Linked DNA regions of Mus musculus: region 1 is linked to region 2. A link is a loop called in an ENCODE intact Hi-C map of the cell type or tissue named here. Cell type or tissue: gastrocnemius. All regions are shown on one strand.

Evidence for each region. A loop is a pair of places that touch in the nucleus more often than their neighbours do. Peaks named below come from ENCODE experiments on the same cell type or tissue, not always from the same donor. Only the 100,000 strongest peaks of a DNase experiment are listed, where the experiment ranks them.
Region 1: it touches region 2 in a loop (2.5-fold over the local background); 3 of 42 quality-filtered maps call a loop at or near these places.

What each region holds. Positions count from the first base shown.
Region 1 is chr7:19,232,887-19,235,386 of GRCm38, reverse strand. The region is part of intron 1 of Opa3 (optic atrophy 3); the gene reads right to left. Among named protein-coding and RNA genes, the nearest start is that of Opa3, 5.7 kb to the right of the region's middle. In gastrocnemius, a CTCF peak has its summit at 1,132 (motif pointing left); no DNase peak of the experiment used is centred here; H3K27ac peaks cover 2,389 bases.
Region 2 is chr7:19,362,782-19,365,281 of GRCm38, reverse strand. The region is part of intron 1 of Ppp1r13l (protein phosphatase 1, regulatory subunit 13 like); the gene reads right to left. Among named protein-coding and RNA genes, the nearest start is that of Ppp1r13l, 2.8 kb to the right of the region's middle. In gastrocnemius, a CTCF peak has its summit at 1,169; a DNase peak (open chromatin) is centred at 1,218; H3K4me3 peaks cover 838 bases; H3K27ac peaks cover 1,396 bases.

The DNA of each region.
Region 1 (2,500 bases), 130 kb after region 2:
GTCAGAGCCTTCCACTATCATACAGGAATCTTGGGGTTAAGTTTTATGACTACCTCCTTTTGTTGTTTTGACAGAATCTCATGTAGCCCAGGCTGACCTCAAACTGGCTAGTAACCAAGATGAACCTTGAACATACTTCCTCCTATCCTCAGACTCCCAGGGCTGGCATTACAGACATGCACAACAAAGGCCAGATGTTTGCCTGATTTTGAAATACAGAATAAATGCTCAGAGAGGGCAACCCGCTCTGAATATCACACAGCCAATCAGTGGTGATACCAGGATTCAAATCCAAGGGTGCCTGCACTGTGGTCAAGTATGGCAGTTTATGTTTCCTGCACTGTCTGTGGCCGGCACTCAGGGCTGATCCGACTGACAGGGCCATAGGGATAACACTGTGCACATCCAGGCCCTGCCCTTAATGGCCCATAGCACCCACTTCCTGCTGAACGGGACCGTGATGAGCAGGCTGGGAGCCTGGTGGAGAAGACTACAGGGAGAAGCCATGGGAACTAGTGGTACCAATGCTCCATGGTGGCACCTGCCACCTGTCACTCAGCTCCTGCACCCCCACAGAGGAGGTTCCCAGCAGAGCCCAGCCAGCCACAGACTAAAGAAACAAAGGGGTCGTCAGGCTGGAGAGATGGCTCAGTGGTTAAGAGCACTGACTGCTCTTCCAAAGGTCCTGAGTTGAATTCCCAGCCACCATATGGTGGCTCACAGACATCTACAATGTGATCTGATGACCTCTTTTGGTGTGTCTGAAGAGAGCAACAGTGTACTCACATACATAAAATAAATAAATACATAAATAATTTTTTTTAAAAAAGGAAAAAGAAATAAAGGGTGGGTCACTGCTGTCAGGTGTGGTGGTAGATACCTGTGATCTTATTGCTGTGGAGGCTAAGGCAGGAAAATCACATGCATTTGATTGAGGCCAGCCTGATCTCAATGTGTACGTCTGCCTCAAACACCCCCTCCCCCCAAAAAAAGAACCCTCCAGAGCTGGAGCTGGCTCTGAGGTTAAGGGCATTTCCTCCTCTTGCAGAGGACCTGAGCTTGGCTCCCAGCACCCTGTCACTCACAACCATCTGTACCCCAGCTCCAAGGGATCTGACTCCCTCTTCTGGTCTCCTAGGGTACCTGCACACATGTGGCACACACCCATACACATAAGTAAAAATATACCTTGTTTTTTCTTAATTTAAAAAAAAGAAAGAAAAGGCCGGATGTGGTGGCGCACGCCTTTAATCCCAGCACTTGGGAGGTAGAGGCAGGTGAATTTCTGAGTTCGAGTCCAGCCTGGTCTACAAAGTGAGTTCCAGGATAGGACAGCCAAGGCTATACAGAGAAACCCTGTCTCAAAAAACAAAAACAAAAATAAAAAAAAGAAAGAAAAGGAGTTAGTGGGTTGCAAGTGTGAGACACCATGCCTAACCTTCGAGTGTTTTTCCCCCTAGAGCTCCAGCAGGAGTGTAGTCCCCAGAAATTTCTGCTAGTGGTTAAGAGAGTACAGACTTAGACGGTAAAGACTCAAAAGTGGAGCCTCTAGGCCCTAAGATCACTAGGATGGAAGTCAAGGACAGAATTGCAGAATCCTGATGGCATTATAAGCAGAGACGAGCCACAGACACAGTGATGTCCCAGAACAGCAAGTAGGCCATGAAAAGAGCTGAGCCGATGCAAATGATACCCAGGCTCTGAGCTAAATAAACCTCTTTTCTTTATACAATTAGTCTGCCTCAGGTATTTGGTTACAGTGATGAGAATACAACTAATACAAAAGTGGGCATCTTTGAAGGACCACAGTCTTGCTTATTGCATGTGGCAAACTAGGAAAATGAGCAGCACACTAGAAAGAAATAAACACAAGTGAACCAGGGTCTTCCTGCCCAATGTCACCCTCAGCTCCTTGGAAGCACGTGTAACACACTTTGTAATGGAGGCCACGGGAAAAGTTGCAGTACAAGTCTAAAATCCTAGCACTCAAAAGACCTCCGAAGCAAGAGGATGGCCACAAGTTCCAGGCCAGCACCCAGAACTGTACAACACTTTGTCTTCAAAAGCCAAAAAAACAAAACAAGACATTTGCCGTCACTGCACAGTGCATCAAGGAACTGGACAGAACGTAAGGCTGTCTCTTCCTCCCAGGAGTGTGGATCACCTGAGACAGGCAGGAACTACAGGGCGGGCTTCTGCTTCATGACTACTGAAGTGCCGGGGACTTCTTCCCTGTACTCTCTCAGCTGTAGCAGCCACAATGGCCTTCCTAGCTGTGAGGATAAGGGGCAGGCAGCCAGGCACACCTTTAATCCCAGCACTGAGGAGGAGGCAGAGGTAGGGAGCTCAAGTTCAAGGCTAGCCTGGTCCACATAGTTCCAGGCCAGGCAGGGCTACAGAGTGAGGCTCTGTCTTAGAACAAAGTGAAGCACAACACAAGGGCTGAGCGCCAACATCCTCAGATGGATCAGCAGTGGGAGAGAGGCCTGACCTGGAGCGA
Region 2 (2,500 bases):
TTTACTAATGGCTTCTCCTGCCTCTCTGTGGCTGAGGCTACAGACATACATCGCTTCACCTGGTAGGATATCTGAGATGGTAAAATTCTAAAACAACAAACCCAAAAGCATAAGTGTCTACTGAGAGAAACTTCTTAACTGAAAATGGAGATCTAGCTCAGTGACGGCGCCCATGCCTAGAATCCCCCAGTGAGGGGCTGGGGGCGTGGCTCAGTGGTAGAGCCCCTGCCTAGAATCCCCCAGTGAGGGGCTGGGGGCGTGGCTCAGTGGTAGAGCCTCTGCCTATCATTAGTCAGTCCCTAGGTTCAATCTCTAGTAGAAAAATAGGATCCAAGTCCCAGATCTCATCTCTTTGACATTCTAAATCTCTTTCATTTGTTTTGCCCATAATTTCTGGTTTTTCTTTCTATCTCGGAATCGCATGTTCCTGGAGTCTACCACAAGCCAGCAATCCGAGGTGGAGAGTTAAATTCTGGACGCCCCCTAACAAGAGTATCTCAGTTGCCTAACTTGTAAAATGAAGAGAAATAGGTTACCTCACTGGACAGTGCAAAGATGGCACAAGAGGATTCCGGGGCTGTGAGAATCCAGGCTTCACAAATAGAGCATCCATTATAGCCCACTTATGTGAGAGACTGACATAAAATAAGGGTGAATTCCAGGTCTGTCGGTGCAGCGGCGTACATTGAAGGGGCCAGCTTAGGCAACTCTATCTCAAAATGCAAGTGTTTTTAAAAGGCCTGAGCATGGTGGCACATGCCTGTAATCCCAGTTTTCAAAGGCAGATGTCTGAAGACAGCCCCAGGGTTGATTACATCATATGCTCGGGGCCAGCCAGACCTACACAGAAAGACCTGATCCCTCTCCTGAAGCGATGTCTCCGCTGTTTAGAGTGTGGAGGACCAGAGTTTGGTTCCCAGCATCCATATCGAGTGGCTGGCTCACTGACCAGCTGAAGCCTCTGTAGACACCGGTACCCACGTGCGCACAGACAAGAGCTAAGAAACAGCTCAGCAGCTAAAAGCCCTTGTTCTTCCCAGCATATGACGGGAAGAGGATCTTTTGGCGACTGTGCCATTATCAAATAGGTAAGCCTCTTCTTCAGTTTCAGAGAGCCCTGCTCTTCCCGAGGCTAATGTGGGTGTTAGAAACGCCTTGACCGCCAGGGGACGCGCGCTCCCCGCGGGCTGGACAGCTGAGCTCAGGGCCTGGGAATGCTAGGCGGGCCCGGGCAGGTGCACAGCTCCGGGAGCAGGGGAGCGCAGCGGGCCGCGAGGGCGTGGCAGAGTCTCTGTTCCCAGGCTTCTTTCTGTCCCTGCCCTCCACCCTCAGGTCTTCTTCCTTGGGCCTCCTCCAACTCTAGCTCTCCCTTCATCTGGCTGCCATCTGTGCTCCACCCTTGGTCTCCTCGTCCGGCCTCCTCTGCCCTCCAGCCCGGTTCCCAGAGGTGAAGGATCCCGTTTGGGCTTCCTGGAGGAGTCAGTGGGATCCAGGTCAGGGTGTTGAGATGGGCTGGGAACACCCAGAGTGCAATCCTTTGCTCCAGCCGGGTCAGACTTGATTTTTAAGTCGGTGGAATGCATGCACATGGGACTTCTCCTAGCTAAGCTTTGAGCTAGCTCCTGGCGTAGCTTCTCAGTCCCTGTTTCCTTCCATGTGCCGTCGGGGGGGATTAAGGCCTTCACCTAGATGAGGTGTGGGCATTGGAGGACCTAAAATATGCAGTACTTACAACAGTGCAATTTAAGGACCGAATGTCAAGCATCCTGGACTGTTAACTCTACCAACCCTCCTCCAAGGTTCTTCAGGGCGACACACATGAGTGTCTGCAATCCCAGCACATGGGACACTGAGGCAGTAGGGTCTCTAGTTCGAAGCCACCCTGGGCTACATAAGTGACACTGCCTTAGAAGAACAAGAGCTGAATTTTAGCTCCCAGCAGTTCAGTGCTTGTGTAGCTAGCAAAAGGCCTGAGTTCAGTCCCTGAGGCCTGGGGTATTGATCGATCGATCGATCGATCGATCACACGCGGGCAGGTTCAGAGGGAGGGATGAAAACCCAGTGTATAATTTTTTTGTGAGAGTTCTTGGTCGGTTGGTTTATATCTCCCTGGCTTGTCTGGAACTCCCTCCTGAGTGCTGGGATTAAAGGCATGGGCTACTGCCACCACTGAGCTTATCTTGTCTCTCTCTCTCTCTCTCACTCTCTTTCTCTCTCTCTCTGCTATACTTAAACTCTCATTCCACCTGCCTCCACCTTCCCAGTGCTATGTACCCTAACAGTCTTTTTTATGCAGTGTTGGAGATTGAACCTGGGCTTCCTGCACGCTAGGTGAGCACTCTACTGGCTGAGCCACACATCAACCCCTTCCTTCTGCGCTTCTAAGAGCTGTGCGTTCTGTTGCCAGTGGTCTCAACCGCCTGAGCCTCTAGACCACAGGACCCTAATTCTCCCACCAGAGAGCAACAGTGACTATCCCCAGGAATGTAGGGCTACGGCA